Regions from separate parts of the Mus musculus genome. Here regions 1 and 2 are each linked to region 3. Evidence: chromatin loops called from intact Hi-C (ENCODE). Cell type or tissue: left cerebral cortex. All regions are shown on one strand.

Region 1 (5,000 bases), 54 kb before region 3:
CTCCTGCTTTCATGTGAGTGGTCCAGTCCCAGGGAGAGCAAGACAATGCTGAACAGAGTAGGTGAAAGGGGGTGGGGGGTGGGGCAAGCAAATTGGTGGGAGGGGGAGGGTAGCCCTAGCAAAGGCCAGGAGGCAGATTGTGCCTGGGGTTCTCCAGGGCAGGAAAGAGAAAGCAAACATGCAGCAAGAACAAGATTTCTCCTGTACCCAGTCCCAGGACAAGGAAGGTCCCAAGTTTATCAACTACCCAGCAGGTCACCCAGTCAGAAGAACCAACAGCTGATGACAACGATCCTGGACAGTGGGCAGCACCTGCTCTGGATGGTGGCTGGGGATGGGAGATGGCGCCAAGGACACTTAAGGTCAGGTCTAGGCCCATGGGGGCAGGGCCCAGAATGGCGGGAACTCTCTGGGCTGAAGGTCAAAGGTGATCTCCACAGCCCAAGCTTGGTCAGGTAGTGAGTAACCTTAGGCACTACTATAAGAATACCAAAGCCAAGGCGCCCATGCTCTCTCCCCCAAAGTAGGAGTGTCCATGAACCCTAAATTATATACAAAACTTACGGAAGTCTCTAAGGAGACCACCTATATTTTATTAAGACAACCACTCTCTAAAAGTGGAAAATTCACATGCGTTAACGCAGAACTTTCAATCATTTTGCACCCACTATCATTTCGTACCTGCCAAAGGCAGGGCCAGTGCATTGGGCTCACAGCCAGTGGAAGTGGGCAAGCGTTGCCATGTGTAAACCCTACCACCAGTGACAAACACCAAAGCAAATCTCACTCGTGTGCCAGTCAACATGCGCACAGCATTGGTCATGTGACCAGAGAGACTAGGAGGCAGCCTAGCTCTCCGTAAGGAACAGGGTGGGTGATAGATACGTGGTGCTCGTGCCACGATCACCATGTGGCAGTCAGGGCCGCTGCCTGTCAGCACCTTGTGTGTCTGCAAGACTATCCTGACCAAGAGCACAGTTCTGGAATCTTACAAAGTTACAAGAAAATGGGGAAGAATCCTAGTGTTGATAGGGATCTTTGTGTCTGTGCAAGTGCGACAAAGAGACAGAAGAAAATGGGCTCTTTAGTATTTATTTGTAGTAATTACTTGCTATAATTTTGAGACAGGACTGAGGTAAAACGATGACTCCGTTTTAGTTCTGGGTAGAAGAGACACCACTGGTTATCGCTCCTGGGGTCTCTGAGGTTTTCAAACGCATCCAATAGGAGATCATTTAAACCACACCAAGGCTGGTCCACATAGACTGATGGTGTCCCCCACTTTGCACTGTGCTTTCTCCTGGGGCCCTGAGTTCACAGCGTGTCCGCAACCCAGCACATGAACCACGAGGCAAGAACTAGCTACAAAGAAAGACACACATTGAGGTGCCTCGAGGGCTGGACCCCCGAGAGCCATTCTCCTCAGACACCCCATCTGCTGCCCGGGCCTGAGGGGAAAGTCCAAAGCTGCCACTAGAGAACCAAGAGCAGCTGTGGGCCTGGGTGCAGCCCTCCGGCCAAGCAGGGGACTTCAGCATCTCCTGACCCGGTGCCAGGGGCGACAGCTTTAAATAAACTTGGATGTGTCTACCTGGGGCCCTGAAGTAGTACCAACTGTGCTGTAGGCAGGCACCAGCAACCACTAGTGATCATGGCCAACATGGCTACTGGGGGAGCTGAGTTCCCACAGTGTATCTTGAGGGTCCCATCCCCTTCATCCTTCCTTGCCCATTCCTGGGGACTGGCACCTAGCAGGCTCCACCAAGATATGCTGGGCTGAGCTGACTGTCCCTGACTGGAGTGTCTCCTCCACCCCAGCACCTGAGGAGCCTCCCCACACTTGGGTGAGTGGCCATTCTTTTGTGCCTAGGAAGGAGCTGGTAGTGACAGCCCTCACTGGTGTCTACCGCAAATGTCACCCTCCAGCGGCCGTTCCCCAGCGGGGGTGCTGCTGGCCACCTTATGTTGCTGCTCGGCCCAGGACAGCGCCCACCAACGGGGAAAACTAGCCCACCTAGGTGGTCTGTAGGTTACGGGCTCCTCATGTGGACTGCTCAGAAGATACCAAGAGGCCTAGGGTGGGAGACAAGCCCCTGGGCATACAGGAGAAGGTGACAAGAAGGTTCCCTAGGAAGGAGAGGCTTCCCACTGCTGCCACCTGCCCTGGCAGCACACAGCTGTGGGGGGATGAACCTGGCTCGGAAGAGCTCTTCGAGGCATCAGAGGATCTGTGAGCTGCAGGGCTGGCCCCCATAACCCCGAGGCTGCCTTAGCTCCACCTGAGGACTCCCCAGCCCACCACCTCTTCCTCACAGAGCATGCCCCCACAGGCTACTGGAAGGTTCTTCAACGCCTGCAAGCGTGAGGCACAGCGCTGAAAGGGCGCTGAGCTCTCCAGGCTGGGATGGCTGTCCGGGTCCACCCAGCCTTGTTCCTTCCCATCCAGTATAGACTTCCTCCTGTCACTCCACTTGGCTCCTCACCCCCGCCCCCCAAGACCTGACCCAAATCCTGTTGGCACGTGCAGGAAGGAGTGGGGAATGCACACACCCCCACACTCCTCCAGCGGGGCACTCCACAATTATCAGTGATCAGCGTCCCTCGCCCACCACAAGCTTTCAGACGCTTTTTCAGTAAAGGGAAAAAAAGGATTTGCGGCTGGATGTGTAAGAGGAAATCTCGCCAGCGCCCCCACGGCACAAGACGGATGGGGGAGGGGAGAGGGAGTGGGAAGGAAGATCCAGCTCTGGAGTTAAGCAGCCAGCACCTAAGGATGCCCCTGCAGTCACCTTAAATCACAGAGGGAAGCCCCAGGCCCCTGAGGGGCTTCGCTGTTTCTGAGACCCTAGGACAAAGCCAGGTCTGGACGTTCACAATCATAGCTTCACCCCCATATTGCTTGTACTGCGGAGCAGCGTCTTGGCGCCAGGGCACCTGTTCCCCACGAGGCCCTACTAGAAATACGCCTTTAGAGTCCCTCCCCTCAGCCCTCCCACCACAGGAGGAAAAAAAAAAAAAAGGTCCAGAAGCCAGCCTCTCTCTGCCTCGATGACCCTGAAATCAGAGGCCCAACTGGTTCCCTGTCTCTCTCTCCTCACTCTCTCACCCCCACCCCCACTCCACGGCCTGATCCTGGCTCTCTGACCTCGTCCACCCCCTCCAAGTTCTTGTTTCCAGAAGAATCTGGGGGGAAAATCCTCTAGAACCCAGATTCCCCAAGGGACCCAAGGCAGAAGCTGCTCCCACGCTGCTCCCCCAAAGCAGATGGGGCCACGCGAGGAGCAGGCGCGGAGCGGGTCCGCTACCGCTGCCGCCCGCCTCTCGGGTGGGGGTGAGGACAGCGTGCCCACACCGGAGACGACCCCCTGAGGCCATGACCGACCCCTCGGGCACTCTAGGCCTGGCAGCCGCCCCCGGGTGCCGCTCCTCTCTGACCTCCCCGCCGCCAAATGCGTCACGTCTGCCCGGCGCTCGGGGGACACCTGCTGCCGCCCCCGCCGCGCCGCGTCCATGTCCCTGAGTCCCGGTCCCCGCTAAGCTATGGCACCCGGCAGGGCCGTAAGCACTGCGGTGGAGGAGCGGGGCCCAGAACCCAAGGCACGGGGGTCGGGGCTGCACGGGGCTGTGCGCTTGGGCCCGCAGCTGGAAGGAGCCGGGGGCGCGCGGGGCCGCAGTGCGCGCGAGGCGGGCGGCGATGGGGTCCCTGCTCCCCGGGGTCTGCGGACAGCCCGCGCGCGCCGAGGCTCTTACTTGCCAATATCCTCGTATAGCTGGTACTCGTCGGTGAAACGGGTGCAGGTCACCGTGGTGGCCATGGCGGTGGCGATCGGGCTCGGCGTGCGCTCGGCTGCGCTCGGGCGGCGGCGACTCCGGCTCCCGCTCGCGGGCACGGCGGCGACACGGGCGCGGGCGCGGGAGACACCTCGGCTCGCGGCGCCGGGCGGGGGCCGGGCTGGGCTGCGCCGGGCGGCGAGCGCACGCGAGATCTGCTCGCTCTGTCCCCGCCAGGAGCGCGCCGCACACCTACGCGCGCAGAGGCGCGGGCGCCGCTGTCGCCGCCGCGCCCGCCCCGCCCGCCGCCCCTTGCACGCGCCTCACTCGCACCGTACACACGCCTGCACCCGCACACTCACCGCACCCGCGCCTTGTACCTGCACTAGCGCCCGCGCCTGCACGCGCACTGCGCCCGCACCCTGCACCCGCACCGCGGCTCCCCTCGCATGCCCGTCGCGCCCGCGCCGGCACCCGCACTGCGCCCGCACCATGCAATCCCACCCGTGCTCGCGCCCTATCCCAGCACATGGGCTGCACCACACGGTGCCCACGCACTGCGTCTGACCCTCTAGGCCCGCGCCCTGCACGGACAAGCCAATGGGCTGACTCTTCTGCTGCCGCAGTTGAACAGTGAACCCAGACTCTTATCCCCTAAAGGCCCACCTCCCCTAGACTGCAGGAGGGAACTGCACCCCATTTGGGAGTCGCCCTCCACTGGGCTCCTCCATTCCCCATACCCCTCATAAGACCCTTCCCACCTTCCTATTCGTGGCAGAGCTGCCCACGAGTCTCCTAGGCTGAATGGGATGAGAGAAAATGGATAGGGAGGTGGTCCCGAGTCTCTCCCTGCTTCTCCTAGGACTGGCAACTAGGATGTCTTCTGCCTGTGGTGAACATTCGGAGTGCAGATTGAGGCAGCAAAACGTGGGCTGCTCAGCTCTTTCAGGGACTCCTGTGACTTCTGAGAGCTCACAGCCATCCTGCCCAGATAGCCTGGGCAGCCCTTTCCCTCTGCCCTGGCCAGGAAAAGGAGCCTCCATTCTTTCCAGTCTCTTGAAAGTGGCCCTGAAGAAGGAGGGCACAGGTGGATTTCCACAAGGCCCCCTCCTCACCCCCAACCAGCATCCCCGATTTGACTCTTGGTGTTTGGAGCCAGGCCCCCAGGGGCACAGGTGGATTTCCACAAGGCCCCCTCCTCACCCCCAACCAGCATCCCCGATTTGACT
Region 2 (5,000 bases), 120 kb before region 3:
CGCACACCAGACCCGCACATGGACCCAGGGCTCAGTCCTCTGACTGGCATCCTGGCTGGGAGGACAAATGGCCCCTTGGCCCTGAACTAAGGTTTCATGTGTCCCTGGCCTCTTCCCATTGCCCTGGAGCGAGGTGGACACGCGTTCAGGAGCTTTTCGAGGAGAAGCAGCGGTGGCTTTTCTAGCAGAGGCACCAGTACAGTGTGCTTGGGCTGGGCGGGCCCACGGTGGCTCCGGGAGGTCACTGTGCATGGGGATTGGTTCCTGGCCTGTCTTTCTTAGCACGTCACATTGCGTGCTTATCAGTGGGAAGCTAATGGACTGTGGATGGGATGTCCAAGAGAAAAGCAGGATGGCGCCCAGGGCACCTCCCCTTTACCATTCCAAGAAGGCAGCCTCTCTATGTGCAGGCCGGGCAGCTCCCTACACAGCCCACACTTCTGTGTTGACCCTCTTACTCAGCTGACCTCTGAGGGGGCTATGGAAATGACAGTGACACACAAGACAAACGTGGGTTACAGAAGGGACAGGTGTGGCACTAATGAGGAAAGAGCCAAAGGTTAGGAAAGGGAAGCATGGCATGAAGCTCTGCACCCACCTGGCATCAGCTTCACTGTAGTACTCTCTTGCCACGATGTCTTCAAAGAGCTCCCCACCAGTGACCCTACAAGGAAAGCACATGGTCACCAATCCTGAAGATCCTCATCACCTGATACCCCATCACTGTCACCACCATTATCTATCATCACCACCGCCACCACTGTGAACACTGTCACACCACCACTGCCACCATAACCACCACAGCCATCACCATGACCACCACAGTCACCACCATCACCATGACCATCACAATCATTGCCATCACCACCACCATGGCCACCACAGTCACCACCATCACCATGATCACCACAGTCATCGCCATCACTGCCACCATGACCACCACAGTCATGGTCATCACTGTCACCATGACCACCACAGCCACTACTATCATCACCACCATGGCCACCACAGTCATTGCCATCACCATCACCATGACCACCACAGTCATCACCATCACCACCACCACATTTATCACCATCACCATGGCCACCACAGTCACCACCATCACCATGGCCACCACAGTCATCACCAGTACCACCACCATGACCACCACAGTAATCACCACCACTGCCATCATGACCACCACAGTCATTGCCACCACTGCCACCATGACCACCACAGTCATTAATTACCACCACTGCCACCATGACCACCACAGTCATTGCCATCACTGTCACCATGACCACCATAGCCACCACCATCACTGTCACCATGACTACCACAGTCATCACCATCACCACCACCATGACCACCACAGTCACCACCATCATCATGACCACCACAGTCATCGCCATCACTGTCACCATGGCCACCATAGCCACCACCATCACTGTCACCATGACCACCACAGTCATCACCATCACTGTCACCATGGTCACCACAGTCATCACCATCACCGTCACCACTTCCTCCATCACTGTTCTCATGCCATCTTCATTATATCACCATGACCATCACCATAGCTGCCATCATCACTAACACCTCATCATTGCTACTGCCACCAATGCTACTGTTACCTTCACCATTGTCATCGCTGCTACCATCTCACCACCATGACTACCATCACCATTCCATCACCATACCATCATTACCATCATCTCCATCCTTACACACACACCCCAATAGTGACAACTTATCAAAGGCATACTCGTTCACCATCATGGAATGCTTCCTTCTTCACACCTGTTTCCCGAGAAAACTGAGTTTCTTTACACCTAAGTGGGCTTCACACGTAAGCACATGAGTTTGCAGAGCCAGGGCTTCCCAGGGTTACACCCAGCTTTGTGAACCTTAATCCTAGGTCTGAGACTATCTGGCTCCCCCTATTCAATGCTCTGCTCTCTTGAGCCAGATCTGGGCCATCACAGAGTGGATTTAGTGCCTGTATCTGGCCTCCATGGTGGGCTGAGGGCTTGAAAGACTTGAATTCCTGTCCCCATGAAACCATAGACAACATAGGTAGTGTACTCTGCCCACACACCCTCCTGCCCTTTGTCTCTGTCCATACATCAAATGCCCATGGCAAAGCAACACTGTAAATGTGTGGTTTGCACATATGTGGACCAGGAGAGTCTGTCCAGCAGTAGCCCATGTAAGGGGCTGTTATCCCCAGTGCTGTGTGATCGACAGTTTGAGTCTTGACACAAAATTCTTGAACCAGGCTTTGAAAACTCAAGTCTGGGCAGAAAAAATGGTGTAAGGCCAATGTATCTTGGTGCAAAACTGTAGTTCAAAGGATAGCCTTGGTTTGCCAGATCTGTGCCAGGGCAAGGCTCCCTGAGTTACTGCATGTGTTCAGGCACTGATGCTTTGGTGTGTGGGCACCAGGGTCATCTCTTGGTCCAGAGTCACGGGACAGGAAGCTGGGCCTCTACTGAGCTGGATGCCATGCGCGGTCACTGTTGCAAGCTCTGCTCTGTAACTTCCATGGTGTGTATCGGCCACCTCCCCAAACCTGCAGGGCTCTCAGCTGACAAGGCCTTGAGGCCTACTGGGGGGCTACCAAACCACCTCAGAACCTGCAACCCTGGAGGCTCTGGAGGTATGGGGGGAGGATATTTAGACCTTCTGTCCAGACCCACCTCCTCAGTCTCTCCCTGCAGCTGTCTGCCTGGCATGTGCTGAGAGGTCTGAGAGATAAATGTGTCACATATACACATCCCTCCCTCCCCCACCCTCTCTTTCCTTCTTGGCTCCTGAAACAAGTGCAGCCATCCACTGGTCATCATGACCACCCTCAGCCCACAGACCTCTGTTTCTTGAGAAGAAGGGTGGTAAAGGTGATTTTGGGGCACACAGGGGGAAAGAGAGCCCACCCCACCTCAAGCCACAGGACTGGTGTCTCAGCCCAGATTCAATCAGACTGCAGCCTGTTATCTAGCAGATCACTCTAGGCAGGGTCTTGTGGCTCACACAGGGGTAGCTGAGAAGTAAACAAACCCCATGCAGGGGCAGCCTAGCTCTTCACCGGAAGATGCTACAAGGCAGAGGATGCTAAGGCCTGCATGCCCAACGGCCCAGACATCTGTCAGGCTGTTTGAGGGAGGAAGGGCTAAGAGGTGGCCCTAGGAAGGCTCCTCCTGTTCCCATTCAGCCTGTTGCTCAAGGGCAGCCAGAGGGCATGGGGTAACCATGGTAACGGTACCAGAGCCAGGTTTCCCTGGCTGTGCAGTCTGGAGGCCACCAGGACAAGCCAAAGCCCCTGGGCCCCCACCCAGCCCAGGGTCCTGCAGCAGCCCTGATTCACAGACAGCTAAATATAGTGCTGCTTAGCAGGGGCTGCCAAGAGTAAAGGGAGATGAGATCATCGCTTCTAAATCCGGCAGGAAGTGAGAGGCGGAGTTGGCCCCGAACGCCTTCTCACTCAGCTACTGCACACACACACACTCATGCAAGCACACACACACACTCATGCAAGCACACACACACACACACACACACACACACACACACACACACACACAGAGGCCTGTATCTCCAAAACATACCCAATCACACTTCGAAAACAGACATGCATGTACACTCATGGACTTTACACAAAGCATCTCTGTGCTTGCTCTAAGCTCTACACATATGCATGCACATGCATCCTTCCACCCTCACTTACAAACACGCATGCTCACATCAGCTAGCTGCGCCCCCAACCCAGCATGGCAGGCCTCAGAATGGAGGGAAGTGAATGGCTGCTCTCCCTGGTCTTCCCTCCACTGTCCCAACCGACAGGTTTTCTGCAGAGTTGGCGTCCTCAGCATGTCACACTCAGACTGGGTAAAAACCCATGCACAGCCATATCAGCGCTGGCTAGGCTGCGTGTGGCTGGGAATGAGGTGACCCCTGCAGAGGTGCACTCGGAGTGTCCTGATGTGGGGACAGGCCTGCTCCTGAATCTGAAGAGGCTGTGGGCCCCATGCTGGGAGTGAAAGAAAGGTGAGGGTCCTTGGATTTGGCACTTACAGATCGAAGACCAGGTAGTGGAAGCCCTCTTCAGAGATGCTGTCATGGAGGCGTACTGCAGGGACAGAGAAGTCGTGAGGAGCAGGAGGTAGCCCAGGATATTCCCTACTGCCCACCGCCACCCTGTCAGGGCCCACCCAGCACCCGTGCTGCACGCCTGGGGCAGGGAACTTGTCTCTGTGGCCCACAGGGTCTCCCCCAAGACAAGATGGCTGCCTGGGTCTGGGGGAAGATATGAGCTGACTTGAGGTGCTGCATGCTGAGCCTGAGGGAGCATCACGGAGCCCTGAGGGAGCACCATAGAGCCCTGAGGGAGCACCATGGAGCCCTGAGGGAGCACCATGGAGGTCTAGGCAGCACCTTGCCCTTCCACTGGCCCCTTTCTGTTCTCCTATTTCCCCTACCATCGGGAAACACAGCAAAGGCTCACTGCTGAGCCCTAACAGGAGCCATGTCTTCAAGGGAGAGGTTTCTGCAAGAAACAAACCGATTTTCCTGTCCTCAGCAGGACAGGGCCTCCACTGAGAAAGATTACCAGGTGAGGTATATTTCAGAGGCTCAGACAGTTTCCCTCTCTCTGGCCCTATTACCACACCAGTTGCTGAACTTGTATTCAGTCCTGTCTGGCCTGGGCTGGGGCTGATGGGCTCTGAGGAATGATGGCGATGGTGGGAGGGAGCTGCCAGGTCTCGGCTTGGGGCTGCACTCTGCACCAAGCAGTAAAGATTTTCTAGGAATGAGTCACTCTGGGCCCTGCTCTCCCACCTGCAGATCCTGCCCTTTGCTAGAACAGCAATGCATGCCAGGGCTGTTCTGAGCACCTTGCTCACCAACCACCCCTGCAGGCTGCAGAAAAGGGATCGGCACAGAGAGGTTGCCAAGCAGCAGAGGGCACACAGCCTACAGTGAGTCTGTGGGAGCAGGGGTCTGGCTCCAGCGAGTGTGCT
Region 3 (5,000 bases):
GCATACCAGAGAAGCAATACACTACTGCACTACACTCCAGGCTCTTTGTATGTGCCTGTGGTGCATGCACAAGTACAAGTGTGTGCACCCCTGTGTATAAGGAGAACAGAGGAGGACATTGGGTATTCTCCTCTATTGCTCACCACCCTATAAAGTGACCCTAGCTGGCCAGTGAGCTCCTGGGATCTGGCCCCACTCCACATTTAAGACATAAGCAACCACACCTGGTTTTGGCTATTGTTTGTTAAAACCAACCAACCAACCAACCAACCAACCCACCCACCCACCCACCCACCCCTACAGCACAAGTGTGGTCATCATGCTTACAAAGCAAGTGTTCTCGCCCACTACACCATCTCCCAAGCCCTTCAGTCCCCACCCCACCCCACATCCCCTTTTGAGACCTGCTTAAGGCTGGCATTGAATTCATAATTCCATGATTATCCTGTCCCTGAGAACTAGGATTAAAGGCATGCACCACCACAACAACCAGCTTTTAAAGTATCTATAACTAAAACACACACATTCCTCAGTCAGGTATGCATGTCAACTACCTAACTGGAGCAGTTGAGGGCTGTTGTACAGACAGCATGGGTTCAGCCATATCATATCACCAAGTAACACCAAAATGCATCACTCGTTTATGCTGGTAAAAGATGTCAGCCACCTTATTTTTAAAACAATTTTTTATTGTGAAATTACATAACACTTTTTTTTTCAAAAGTCAACAGTTCAATGGCAATTGGTACACCCATGATGGTATGCAACTAACCACATATGTATCCTGAAACATCACTCCAAAAAGAAGCCCTATAGCCAGATGTAATTACTCTTCATCTTACCATAATAAAATCTCCTAAATATCTTCCCTGACACCTCCGGCACAATTACTGATGCTTTTGTCTCATTGGATTTCACACAAGTGAAACCTTACATTGCTCTGTGTTGGCTCCTTTCACTTATTATAAGGTTTTTGAAGGTCATCAGTGTTGTGGCACATATCAGAACTTCATTCCTCTCCATGCTGAGGAGCATTCCACTGGATGAATTAACCACAGCCTGTTATCCATTCTCCCCCTTTTGGCTATGTGAATAATGCTGCTATGTGCAAGGGTTTCTGTTTTCCCTTCCTTTGGTATTTACCTAGGAATGGAATTGCTGGCTCACATGGTACTTTAGGTCTCAAGAAAGCACCAAATCGTTTCCCACTGGAGCTGGACTCCTTCCACATCCTGGTACTGCACAAGGAAAGGATCCAGCCCTCTACTCCCTCATGGATATTTAGTTTTGTTGTTGTTGTTTTGTTTTTGTCATAGCCATTTTCGAGGGTGCCGTAGCTTGTTATTCTTTTGCCTGGCTATACACAAGTATACATGGTTCAGTATTTTTCTCAGTGACCTCTGCCCTAAGGTTCAGGATGCTCTTGAATCTGGGGCAGGAGACCATACCAAAGGTTCTGTCATTTCCAAAGCTTCTGTGACTATTCTGAGTGGGCAGTCAAGGGTTAAGTGAGGCTGCAGTGTTAGTGACGGCTCATGAGTATCTTCCCCTACCTTGGCCTGGCCTCCTTTGTTTGCCACAAAGCTTCCTTGAAGCATTTCATGTGCTGTGCTGTCTGGCTCCTTACCCTCACAGCCAGGACCTAGCCTTGACTTTTTAAATACCTTCATGTCCCAGAAGTCTTAGCTGACACGTTCTTCTGAGCATCACTGACTTCCTTGGAGTAATACCCCTAGGGAACTCAGGTAAGACACTTTGGGCACTTAATCTTCCAAATAAACTACTTAAAGTGGTTAGAATACACTCAGGTCTCCGAGGGTAGGGTAGGGTATTCTTGATACTGAAGACAGAATCTGAGTTGTGTGAGAACAGAGGAAAAATGCTCATGGAAGAGATTTCAAGGGTTCCTGGCTAAAGACCACACCCTGGCAAAAGTAGTCCCATGGTTTGCTTAAATTAGCTGTTTTTGTTTTAACATTTTGTTACTTTGTAACAAGTCAGACTTGAGGAGGTGTAGTTTGCACACAGTAAAACTCACCCTGTTGCAATTTAGTCTCCTCCAGCCTCCACTACAACCCACCCACACCCAGGCCTTCCCTCCACTTCATTTTGCATTGCTCATCTTGCCATCCAGCTTGTCCAGGTCCAGGATGTCTTCCCCTGAACACCACAGCTTGTGGGCTTGTATACACGCTTCCTTTCTGGATCCTGTGGGCTATGATGCTTGGCAAGACTATCCCATGATGTAGGTGATCACTATCTGTCCATGGCCGTGTAGGTGTTCCTAGGGTTTGGTGGTTGGGTAGGAAGCTGTTGTAAAGATGTGTGCGTTTCCTCCTCTTGGGAGCACAGAGCAGGTCATTAGGGCTGCAATGTGGGCACACTGGCTATGTCCACCACCTGGCACTCATAGTAGCAGTGAGGCGTTCAGGGTCCCACAGCTCCTCCAAATTGAGCACTATGGGCTTCTTGGCAGCCACTCTCACAGGTATACAAGGCATCTCACTGTAATTTTGACTTTATTTCCCTAGTGATGCTGAGTTTCCTTGTATGTTTGTAACACTACTCATTTCTTATTTGCAAAAAACTTCAAATTTACACATTGCTGAAAGTACAGAGAGCCACACAGGCATTTAGCAACTGTCCTACTCTGTATGTGTTTGCATAAAACATAATAAATAATGCTTTTTTCTGAATCATTTAAGAGTAAGGACCACTGTGTTGGCCCTGTACCCTGACTTACTTTCTAAGACTAAGTAAGTCTTCTCAAGTAGCAGCCTGGCCTGCTTCCCTGGTCCTCTCTACTTCGCTAAGGACCCTGTCTAGTGTCTCCTGAGGAACCCAGGTGTGTATGTGGCCCACCTGCAGGTATCTTGCAAGAACATTCCCTCTCATTCCAGGCCTTCCCACACTGTCACATTAACACATAAGCATCAAGCTCTTAGGACCCTGTGAGGTCCCATCTCCCACTGACCTCTCCTTACTGACAGGGCATGGGCACTGCTAAAGACAGCACCTTCTGTTCAAGGAAACTGCTTGCTGCCTCCTGGCCACCACCTTTCTCAGTGGCTTAGAAAGTCACTCTGAACCGTTGGGGCAAAATGAGGTGGCCCTTTCCAAGGTCACTGTGACCTCACCATTTCCTGGATGCACTCTCATTTTCCAGGTCCTCCTTTACCTGCCTGGTCCCAGAACACAATAATTTCCCAGAGGGACCCCAGATTGTCACTGACTGAACAGTGCTCCCAAAATGTCCTCGCAGAAAAACTTCACCCTCGGTGTGAATAAACTTACCTCAGCATCCCCCGATCTGTGCCGATGACTCACCAGCATTTCTATCCCTTTCCTTCCTTAGTAACGGAACCTCATTTCTATTCAGGGAAGCACTGTGCCCAGTGAGGATGGCTTTACTCCTCGCAGCTGCCCGTGGGATTGAGTTTGGGCCAACGGGAATGTTGTGGGACGTTCCTTCCAGGAAGGCACCTTGGAACAAGGGCAGATAATGGGGTGAGATGACAGCATGGCGGGGGCACCTGCTCAGCTCGACACCCACTGTGGAGAGATGTGGGCAGCCTGACTCCTATGGGTATGCTGCAAGCCAGCTCGATATAAGCAGTCTCCTGATTTTCAATGTCATCAACTGCCTTTCTGAGCTTAAGAAATTAAAACAAAAACTAAGACGCTGCATAGGTCAGACAGGATACAGCCATGGATCTCACCCAGGGAGGCAGAATACAGCTATACTTGCAGAGTGGGGACAACACAATGATACAAAGCTATGTGCCACTTTCTTCCTACTATACAGGAGGAGGTGCTGAGGGCCCATCCACTGTTCAGCATAGTCCTGCTTTCATTTGGAACAAGCAGTCTTAGGTCACTGCCTTCTGCGTGATCTCCAAGCCTCAGCCTGGAGATAGCATTACACTACAGGTATAAGGGCTCACATTCCAGTATGTATAAAACCAAGGTTTGGGGCGCTTGCCAAAATGCTAAAATAATTTAATTTGTAGTTTCCATTCTGGATTAATGAACATGATCAGTAAGTGACCTGCAAGGACATCTTCATAGGCCAGGAAATGTTGTCACATCAGGAAAAGTGGCTTGCAACTCAGAGAAGGCCAACAACGGACCCTTTCATCCTTAAAAGAAAACTGGAGATGCCCAGACAAACTGGCAAGGAACATTAAGTAGTCCTGGGAGACAAGGGGTGTCGCTGCTGACGCAGCACTAGTGCCACTTAGAAATGATGCGCCCTTCGGGGACAGCCACAGAGCAATTATCCTGGGGTTCCACTTTTTGAGAAATAACTTCAGGAAATCATCTCAATACAGTCAGGGAGGTACAGCTTATATAAAAATACTCACAGGGCTAAAAAGAAAAAAAAGAAAAAACAAAACCACATAAATAAATACAGTGAAGTAAGCTTTAAAGCCGGAATTCCAACATCTGTTTCTTCAGAAAATATTCTAGTGCTATCTGAACAATGCTAAGTAGTTTGTGTGTGAGATGTCAGTACATGAAGATGCGTGGAATGGCATTCACTGCTCAGGCAGATCCAACTACCTTTGCAACACAGCCATGTCCAATAGTCCCTGAAGCAGAGCATGCCGCCTGCCTACAGCTACCCACGCAATGCAGAGGGCAGTCAGCTTGCCAGCTCTCCACAGGGAGGAAAAAACGAGGCCAATGCACAAGCTCAGTGCCTCGCTTCTGGAACCGAACGGAGAGTCAGGAAAAGTAGCTGGTGCCGTTGCCACGGCTGATTTTACATCTCTGTAACCAGGCAAGGAGCTTGCCTGAGTCAAGAAGTCTCATTTAACATTCTCAAGTGTGGGAGGGAGGGAGGCAAGAACTGTCACACGGTTTTAGCTGCCACCCCTGCCTGCCCTGACTGTCTGGTGTGGGATCTACCACAAAAGGGAGAAGCAGCAGGACACGTGGAAGGGCTGAGAAGCGAGTGGCATGTCTACACTCCCCTGCTTGGAGGTGAGAAGGTCAGA

The links. Hi-C counts contacts between places; a loop is a spot of excess contacts. Peaks named below come from ENCODE experiments on the same cell type or tissue, not always from the same donor. Only the 100,000 strongest peaks of a DNase experiment are listed, where the experiment ranks them.
Region 1: it touches region 3 in a loop (7-fold over the local background); 8 of 42 quality-filtered maps call a loop at or near these places.
Region 2: it touches region 3 in a loop (7-fold over the local background); 4 of 42 quality-filtered maps call a loop at or near these places.

Annotation. Positions count from the first base shown.
Region 1 is chr11:6,061,724-6,066,723 of GRCm38, forward strand. It overlaps Camk2b (calcium/calmodulin-dependent protein kinase II, beta), which reads right to left and starts at 4,025. Exons shown (of 21, transcript NM_007595.5): 1 at 3,751-4,025. The coding sequence starts at 3,815. In left cerebral cortex, no CTCF peak of the experiment used is centred here; DNase peaks (open chromatin) are centred at 877, 1,866, 2,681, 3,286 and 3 more places; H3K4me3 peaks cover 3,950 bases; H3K27ac peaks cover 2,936 bases.
Region 2 is chr11:5,997,285-6,002,284 of GRCm38, forward strand. Camk2b (calcium/calmodulin-dependent protein kinase II, beta) reads right to left here. Exons shown (of 21, transcript NM_007595.5): 4 at 4,054-4,108; 5 at 599-664. Among named protein-coding and RNA genes, the nearest start is that of Ykt6, 44 kb to the left of the region's middle. In left cerebral cortex, no CTCF peak of the experiment used is centred here; DNase peaks (open chromatin) are centred at 2,753, 3,378 and 4,061; H3K27ac peaks cover 2,909 bases.
Region 3 is chr11:6,116,040-6,121,039 of GRCm38, forward strand. The region is part of intron 4 of Nudcd3 (NudC domain containing 3); the gene reads right to left. Among named protein-coding and RNA genes, the nearest start is that of Gm46269, 30 kb to the left of the region's middle. In left cerebral cortex, no CTCF peak of the experiment used is centred here; DNase peaks (open chromatin) are centred at 2,099, 3,386, 3,999 and 4,732; H3K27ac peaks cover 2,163 bases.